Linked DNA regions of Homo sapiens: region 1 is linked to region 2. Evidence: chromatin contacts called from ENCODE Hi-C or POLR2A ChIA-PET data. All regions are on one chromosome and are shown on one strand. Each heading gives the region's core, a stretch centred on a gene start or an enhancer-like site at or near the end of the contact. The rest is flanking DNA. Distances are from core to core; before and after follow the strand shown.

What was found. A loop is a pair of places that touch in the nucleus more often than their neighbours do. ChIA-PET counts read pairs that join two places held with the same protein, here RNA polymerase II (POLR2A). Pooled maps may share reads with other maps.
Region 1: a loop to region 2 is called in a pooled map, with 5 times the contacts of the local background. The contact joins the enhancer-like site here to the promoter of UTP11 in region 2. A Hi-C loop is called at or near these places in 1 of 168 maps with a recorded cell type or tissue (GM12878), 8 of 37 single-sample maps with no recorded cell type and 6 of 50 pooled maps. POLR2A ChIA-PET finds 5 or more read pairs at or near these places in 4 of 52 experiments (A673, Caco-2, GM12878 and 1 more).

The regions. Positions count from the first base shown.
Region 1 is chr1:38,171,498-38,176,089 of GRCh38, forward strand. All of the region lies in intron 2 of LOC105378654 (a long non-coding RNA gene), which reads left to right. Among named protein-coding and RNA genes, the nearest start is that of LINC02786, 32 kb to the left of the region's middle. RefSeq lists enhancers at 1,602-1,861, 2,142-2,191, 2,202-2,251, 2,302-2,351, 3,023-3,102. Within about 2 kb of position 1,739, at least 2 of the 41 ENCODE cell types and tissues checked have a DNase peak (open chromatin) inside an H3K27ac peak, as active enhancers do; they include GM12878, where a contact is called at or near this core.
Region 2 is chr1:38,011,482-38,016,101 of GRCh38, forward strand. It overlaps UTP11 (UTP11 small subunit processome component), which reads left to right and starts at 1,253. Exons shown (of 8, transcript NM_016037.4): 1 at 1,253-1,384. The coding sequence starts at 1,322.

The DNA of each region.
Region 1 (4,592 bases), core at 489-2,988, 160 kb after region 2:
CCAACATCCATTCACCCTTGCATGGAAATGGCTCTAGATTCCACAAGTAGAGTCTATAGTCCAGGCCTCCCCAATCAGATCATCTCTTCTCCTTGATTGCAAATTTGTTCATGGTGAATCCCAGGACTTTGGGAGGAGCTACCAGAAAACAGTGTGGTTCTCTTTCATATACTTGAACCTGAGAGCATGTAGTGGCTGAAGCTCCTGAAGCCACCTTGATAATTAGGTTGTGCTTGAGAAAAAAACCAACATAAAATAGATGAATTGAGAGATATCTTGCAAGAGACACATACTATTTCTTCTGTACCTACAATCCTCCCACCCCCACTCCATACAGTACTAAGGAGCACATGACCTTTTTTCTTGATCACAAATGGTTTTACTAGGGGTGAGCGCCTAGCTCCACTTGACCAATCAGACTTATTCTTTTAGCATTTGGAACATAGACACAGGGACTAAATCAGTAAGATGGTATTGGGCACTAGAATGGAATAGTCATGTAGAGTTGGGGCCAAAGTAGATGCTCCAACTTATCCACCTGCTCCTGGGACACACTCCCCTTCACATGCAAGTCAGAGTTATGGGGGAATGCAGAGAAACAGACATAATAAATATATGAATAATGTTTTGGTTGTCTCTTGCTGTATAACAGACCAGCCCAAAACTTAGTGGCTTATAACAACAATTTATTATTATCTCTCATGTTCTGTGGGTTGACTAGAATTGGCTAGGTCCTTCTCATTTGTGGTCACTCATACTGTTACAATCAGACTATGGCTGGGGCTGGTGTCATCTGCAAGCCCAGCTGGGATGGATGCCAATCATAGCAATTGACACTGTCTATAGTCAGGGAACTCTGCTAGGGCTGTTTCCAGAGTAGCTACAAATGGCCTCTCCACGTGGCTTGGGCTTCTTACCGCATGGTAGTTGGGTTCTAAGTAGAAGTGTCCTAACAGCAAGTGTCTGAAGAGAAGGGGAGCAAAAATGGCCAGTCTTCTTAAGGGCTAGGCCTGGAACTGGCATAATATCAATTCTACCCTGTTCTGTTTGTCCAAGCAGTCATAGACTACCCTAGACTTAAGGGGTGGGAAACATAGACTCCACCTCTCGGTGGGGAAAATGGCAGTGTTACAGGCAGGGAAGGAATTGATGGTGGCCATCTTGGACCTCAGCTAGCACAAATAATAATGATTTCTAAGGGTAACTGGTGAAGCTTGTTAACAATTGTGCAAGGCACTTTATATACACCATTTCCTTTAAGGTGCTTTATATACACCATTTCCTTTAATCCTTAGAACAATTTTATTATTACACATTTTACAGTTGAGGACTTTAAAGCATGGAGAGGATGAAATAAAATATGGAGGATATTGTAGTGTCAAGGAGCAGAATTAGGCTGGGCGCGGTGGCTCACGCCTGTGATCCCAGCACTCTGGGAGGCCGAGGCAGGCGATCACTTGAGGTCAGGAGTTCGAGACCAGCCTGGTCAACATGGTGAAACCCTGTCTCTACTAAAAATAAATTAAAAATAGCCAGGCATGGTGGCAGGCACCTGTAGTCACAGCTACTCAGGAGGCTGAGGCATGAGAATCACTTGAACCTGGGAGGCAGAGGTTGCAGTGGGTCGAGCTTATGCCACTGCACTCTAGCCTGGGCGACAGAGTGAGACTGTCTCAGAAAAAAAAAAAAAAGAAGAAGCAGAACTGACTAAACTAAAAAAGGTTTAGTAAGATGAGAAGAAACTCAGTGATGGAAAACCCCTAGAAATTGCCCAATCCAACCCCTTCATTACACAAGGAAACCCATACCTAGAGAAGGGAAGAGGCTTTTCAGTACCACCGAAAAAGGTTTAAATGATATGCCCACTTATTTTCTCACTTAAGAGGGATATGAGAAGATGGGGCAAATCCAGGAAAGCTGTAGCTGGTGGTTCAAGTCTCATCAAGTTTCTTGTCAGCTTTTCACTTTACTACCCTCAGAATGTGAGTGATCTCGTCTTGGTCAGCCAACTGTAGCAGGTGATCTCAGAGCTACTCACGGATGATTGGAGCAGGGGGATACACCTCACCAATCTGGACCGATCACATGGAAACAACCTCATGTGGCCACATCTAAAGCTGGAAGGGAAGGATAAGCTTCTCCATGTGTCTCCTTCTTCCACTAAGCTCCATACAGACTTTTCCTTCTACGTCATTGCCCAGAACTGGGATACACCAATCATTGACAAAGGAGAATAGGATTATCAAGGCTGATTTAGACGAGTCATGATGCTCCCTTGGGCTGGTCTCTTTATAGCCTGATATCTGAGCAAACTCTGCATTCTGTTAGCAAGGAAGAAGGACGAGGTATAGCTATTGTATAGGTAGCCAACATTTTCTGCCACATGCAGCTTTAAGAGGTAAAGAGAATGGCGTCTGTTCCTGAGGTTTCAATTCCACTTCTGGGCTCCTGTGGGCTAGATGTGCTGTTTCCTGTCCTTGAGCATCTGTGAAATTGCCTGTGATATCCTGACAATTAATTATCATTTACTTAAGCTAACTTGAGTGGGTTTCTGTTCCTTGCAACCAAATATGTTGTGCCTAAGAAAACCACTGAGACACTTCGTGACGCTTTTGTTTCATAATTTTCTTGAATAGGTTTTTCTAGAGTGTTTCGTAATTGACTAAAGTGCTCGTGCCTGTGTGGCACTGGACTTGCATTCAGGAGACCTGAGACCCAGTCTTGGGTTGGCATGCTTGCTACCATTACTTCTAGAAACCATGGTGAGCATTGCTGGTTAACTACAGCATTCCTTCCCACTGAACCCAAATATGGCCCTAGAATTCTTAATACAATGCTCAAAGCCAGCCAACTGGTCAGAGTTGGTATATGAGATGAAATCCATTTTCCATTTGCAGCTCTAAGCTTGGTGGTACCAAAAAGCCTCTTCCCTTTACTAGGTATGGGTTTCTCTGTGTAATGAAGGGGTTAGATTGGGTGCCTTCTAGGGGTTTTCCATCACTGAATTTCTTCTCATCTTACTACCCAAGTTCCATTTACCAGGCTTGACATAGCCCATGGTTTCTGATCACACCACAGGGAGCTCAGAAAGTGAAATGGCATGATCCTGGGTGTAGGTAGTAGATGTAGACTGGTCACGTTCCAGTGATTAGGGATGCTTCATCTCTTCATAGGATTCTGGAGGAGCTCTGGTCTTCATGTGGTGACTCTGGAGCTCCCATTCCCTAGTGTCACTGAGAGGGGAACACATAGGCAGCTGGATTCTGTCGCTTTATGAAAATCCTATGGGCAGTGTAGAGCTGTGGTTAAGATCACAGCCTTGGGCTGAGAAAGGCCGAGGTTCAAGGCCTGTCTCTGTTTCTTCCTGTGTGTATGACTTTAAGATGGTTATCCAGCCACTCTAGGCCTCAGTTTCCTCATCTGCAAAGTGAAAATAACACTACCTCTATTGTAGTAAAGACAAAATAAGATTATGTGTGCAAAGTCATCAGTCAAATGCCTGGTACACAGGAAGTATTAAACACACGGTAGCTATTATTGTTATGCCATTTGGGGACATTTTTCATGTCATTGGGATGGTGCCACCCCTTTCCCGATATAGAGTCCAAGAAGGTCGCTTGGCCTGAGTCTGGGGCAGGCAAGAGGGAGGGAGGACAGGCAGTCTCTCCCAAGATGCTTGGGGCAGCCCATGACCTGCAATTCTGGTCCCACACTGAGCCGATTCCACTGTGACCCATATTTTATGCAATGCTGGCAGATGGGGCTCATTTGGAGGACAGTGGCTGGGAGCTGGGGTCAGCGAGGGGACTGCAAATATTGTCCCATGAGGCAGAGCCGAGGCAGCTTAGCCTGGAGATGCATGCGGGGCCTGTTTTCTTCCTCACACACTGAAAGGCTGTTATGGGCAGAGAGCGGATGCTGGCGGTAGCCCCAGAGAGGAGGGAGGGAAGCGCAGAAGGTGCCCTGTGATGGTGCCGCCTCTGCCGCTCACAGCCTGCCCAGTGGGGCTCTGAGCCCCTCCATCCCCTTCTCACTTCACACTGGTGGCTCTCATGGGGTGCTTTCTAAACACACCAGTTCCTGAACACCAGGAAAACACTGCTAGTTCAGTAGATCACAGTGGTAGTGGTGTGTGTGTGTATGGGGGGACACAATCCCCATCTCCTTCCCCGCTCCCCTTTTTCCTTGAGTTATTTGAGTAGGTTTTGCTTTCTTAAAATCCAATGACCCACAGATTGGAGGTGCCTGCACCTCCTTAGCCCCAACATGGGGACCTTAGTCCCTCCTAAGCTGGCATCATGGCAGCTGAGCATCGATATACCCAGCCCATGGCTCTGACCCCAGTTCCTTTGTGGCCCTGGCCATGCCAGCCAGACCTACTGGCGAGGACGAAGCCCCCTGTCATCTCTTTGTGTGGTGTTGTTTGGAGGCTGACTCTCTGCACCACAGGGGCCATGGGCATCCCCTTCCTCACCTAGGGGGCATCAATAGGCTCTTGGGGTGCACTGCCACCTCTGGCTACCCATGCCCTGGGTGATGGGGGCAAGCCCAGGGGAAGCAGGCCACTTGCTCAGGACCCTAGACTCTCAGCA
Region 2 (4,620 bases), core at 3-2,502:
AAGTGTATGTTATTATTATCCTCATTTTATGCTTGAGAAAAATGATGCTCATTAAAGTCAAGAAACCTGCCAAAAGTCACACAGCCTGTAAGTGAATGGCAGAGCCAGTTATGGTTTTAAGGTCTCTTGTCTCTCTATAGAATATTTTTTCCTGTACACTGTTGTAGAGGAGCAAAAAATGGACAGGTCAGATGAATGAAGTTTATATAGTGTCCCAAGTTACAGAAAAGAATAGTGGCATGGGGCCTCTGGGGGCTGGTGGCAACACATATTATGGGAAGGTGAGAGGAGGAAATGTCCTGTTATGGAGATAAAATCTCTCAGGAAGTAATAGTTGTCAGCCCTCTTCTTGACACAGATACCTCACTAAAAATGTAGATTTCCTTTGTAGGTGATAAATTTATTTCTACAAAAGGAAGGACAGCTTTTCAGAGCAACTCCTGTATCTGCAGTTTCTCAGCATAACCAGCTTTAAGAAACAAGCCAGAGAAATATATATTTTGGGGTGGCATATTCTGGCCTCCCACAGTCATATTTTGGAGTGGTGAGTCCTGAGCCCCAACAGTGTTTTTTTTTTTTTTTTTTTTTTTTTTGAGACGGAGTCTCACTCTATTGCCCAGGCTGGAGTGCAATGGCGCCATCTCGACTCACTGCAACCTCTGCCTCCCAGGTTCAAGTGATTCTCCTGCCTCAGCCTCCCGAGTAGCTGGGATTACAGGCGCGCACCACCAAGCACAGCTAATTTTTGTATTTTTTTTAAGTAGAGACGGGGTTTCACCATGTTGGGCAGGCTCCTGACCTCGTGATCCGCCTGCCTTGGCCTCCCAAAGTGCTGGGATTACAGGCGTGAGCCACCGCGCCCAGCCAGCCCCAAAACTGTTAAATCCGTACTGCTCTAGCTTTAAACATACCTTCTAGATACAGCAACCCGTGCCGAGCTGTAAGTGACTGCACATGCGCACACGCTAAGCCCAGCTCAGACGGAGGCCAGTGCCAGCCACGTGTTCCCAGGTGCCCACGCGGGCCAAGCGCGAAGGCGAGATCTGGGTAGCGTGGACAGGCGCTAGCGAATAAGAACTGGCTCTTATAGAGTCACGAGACTATATCTGGGAAACTACACTTCCCAGAAGCAGCCTGCGGTGACTGCCTCTGTTAAATGACGTACTTCCTGAAAGCCGGCTCCGGATAGGTTGCTTAGAGGAAGTAGGCGGTTCTAAACCGCCGGCGGCTAGGCCTATTTCCGGTAGGAATCAGTGGACTTGGCGGCAGAGGCAGTGCGGATCCGGCGTTCTCCACTGATCTTTTCCAAGGCTGTACAGACATGGCGGCGGCTTTTCGGAAGGCGGCTAAGTCCCGGCAGCGGGAACACAGAGAGCGAAGCCAGGTAGGACCATACAGGCCCCACAAGTGCTGGCCTTTGTCGCCATGTGTTACCCTTGCCCCAACCCTGTCGCCACCGTGGGATCCGGGTCCAAACTGTATAGTATATAAATGCACGTAAATGTATGTTAATGACGCTGGCGTGGCTGGGGCGGAGCTTCGTGGGAACGAGTGGAGGGGATTTGTCGTTTCCGTTCTAGGAAAAGCAGGGGTGCCCCCCTTTCCTTGGGGATATAAAACCTGCTCTGGAAGATTTCAGTGTGGTGATTGAGTAAGATGTCTGTCAAGTGCCTGGTCTCTTCTGAGGAGTTGAGGTCAGAGCTCATGTAGGCAACAACTGCTGGGCTGAAATTGGATCCCACGTCTAATGGGCAGCTCCGCCTGCTGCATATGGGGGCCCTGACCGAAGAGACTGTGGTTACTAATGTGGTATCATCATCACGCTGGGCTTGTGGTTCATGAAGATCTGCCATATGTGCTTTTTGTTTAAGCCTTACCCCTTAATGTTGGCCTTTTCCATTCCCATTATACAGATGAGGAAACTGAGGTCCAGAGTGGTGACTTGTCCAGTTACAAACACCAGATTCAGGCAGAGTAAACAGTTCTAGGATTTCTATGGTGGGTGTGTCTGTGTAGGGAGGTTGAGTAGAAATAAGCTTATATGCAGAATCAGTTGATACACTGTCAGGAATCCCGTGCTTAATATCTGATTCAGAAAGGCCCTTAGACATACATATGTGCTCCAACTTAGTTTTACAGATGAGGAAGACAGGGGAAAGAGTTGTGCAGCTGACTGATGGGATAGAACTAAGGCCTCTTAACTACAGTTCAGTCTTCCTGCTTAATAGCATATATCAAACTTTTTTTTTTTGAGATGGAGTCTCACTCTGTTGCCCAGGTTGGAGTGCAGTGGCACGATCTCGCCTCACTACAACCTCCGCCTCCCAGGTTCAAGCGGTTCTCCTGCCTCAGCCTCTCGAGTAGCTGGGACTGCAGGTGCACACTACCATGCCCTGCTAATTTTTGTATTTTTAGTAGAGACGGGGTTTTGTCAGATTGGCCAGGCTGGTCTCGAACTCCTGACCTCTGGTGATCCACCCGCCTTGGCCTCCCAAAGTGCTGGGATTACAGGCGTGAGCCCCTGCACCCGGCCAAAACTATCACCTTTTGAGCACTTACTATATGCTAGGCACAGCCCTGCATGTTTTTACAATTGTCTCATGTAATCCTACAACATCCCTCTGAAGTGGATGTTACCCTCATTCCTCATTTTACAAATGAGGAATCTGGTGCTTAAAGAGATTGAATAGTATATCCAAAGTCACAGTTGTAAGTAGTGGAATTGGATTAGCAGAGAAGACAGAGGGCTTTCAGAGCTGGCTGTGGACATGGCATGGCCATGGCTGAGTAGGAACAGATGGCCTGTGTAGAAGAGGTGAGAAGAAGACCATCCTGAAAAGGTGGGTAAACCGTTGACACAAACGTTCCATATTTGGGTAGTTTGGACTTTATCCTGCAGATCCTTCAGTAGGGCAGCAGGGGAGCTACTGAAGATATTTTGTATGGAGGGTGTATGTGTTATTACGTAAACTATTTCAGATACAATACCAGGTTTCCTTTTGTAATGCGATTGTACATTCAGGTGGACATGAGAGATTTCAAGATTTCTGCCTCACCTCATGTTGTTGCTTTTTTGACCCTTTAGCTTGCTTTCTCTACTCTGTTAACCTCCCTTTGCTGTAATTAAAGTTAAAATTATTAGGGGAGGTTTGGTATTATTTTACTTATGTTTTTGAGATAGTGTCTCCCTCTGTTGCCAAGGCTGGAGTGAGTGGGGCAATCACGGCTCACTTCAGGCTCGACCCCCTCACTCAAGCCATTCTTTTGCCTCAGCTTCCTGAGTAGCTGGGACCACAGGCGTGTACTGTGACACCCAGCTAATTTTATTTTATTTTTTTAATTTGTAGAGATGAGGTCTCACTGTGTTGCCCAGGCTGGTCTCGAACTCCTGGGCTCAAGTGATCTGCCCACCTCAGCTTACCAAAGTGCTAGGATTGCAAGTGTGAGCCTGGCCTTAAATAGTTATTTATTGCATCACTTGAAGGATAAAAGATGAGAAAGATGACTGTTAAAAATCCTACCCAAATTATTATACAAGTTTTTTTTTGTTTGTTTTTTTGAGGCGGAGTCTCGCCCTGTTGCCCAGGCTGGAGTGCGATGGTGTGATCTTGGCCCACTGCAACCTCCGCCTCCCGTGTTCAAGCAATTCTCCCAGCTCAGCCTCTTGAGTAGCTGGGATTACAGGCACCTGCCATCATGCCCGGCTAATTTTTGTATTTTTGTAGAGGTGGAGTTTCACCAGGTTGGCCAGGCTTGTCTTGAACTCCTGACCTCAGATGCCCCACCCACCGTGGCCTCCCAAAGTGCTGGGATTACAGCATGAGCCACTGCACCCGGCCTATTATACAAGTTTAAACACTGGAGAAGTGTATGCATTTCCCAAAATGTTAAGATTATTCGCAACAGAAGAGGACTCAGTCTACTGTGATGGCCCTAGGGAGAATGGGTTCTAGTTTTGGCTCTGCTACTTATTAGTTCTGTGTTCTTGGGCATATCATTCTCTAAACCTCATTCCCTTTATGGAAAACTGGGGTAACAATAGTGCCTGTTTCACCTTCTTTCCAAGATTGTGGTGGGGATTAAATGAAATTGTGTAAGGAGCATAGCACATTGCAAGACCCTGACATATACTAAGTGCTCAACAAATGGTAGTATGTAGAAGGATCATACCAAGATTTAATCCTTATACCTTCCATGCTCTCCAAGTCTACGTCAGAGAAAGTACTTTCTGTCATACTTTTTTCTCATACTGAGTACCACAAGTATAATAATAATAGTAAACTCATGCTGGAAAGCTGCTATGTGTCAAGCCATGTGCAGGCATTACCATTAATAGAAGCTCCTTGAATCCTCAGTATAACCCGGAGAAGCAGGTACTATTTTCATGTTACAGTCAGGAAATAGCAGCTCAGAGAAGTTAAGTGACATGCCCAAGGTCACAGATTGTTCAGAGGTAAAGCTTGGATTTGAACCCACATCTCCAGACTCTAAATTTAGCTCCCTTACCACAGTTGCCTCCCTGTTACTATGTTTTCCCTTTGTAGTATTTTATAAACCCTTGGATTAAGTTGGTAGTAATTTTAGTACAACTGGCAACTGCTTGCTTAGTGCCGAGTCATT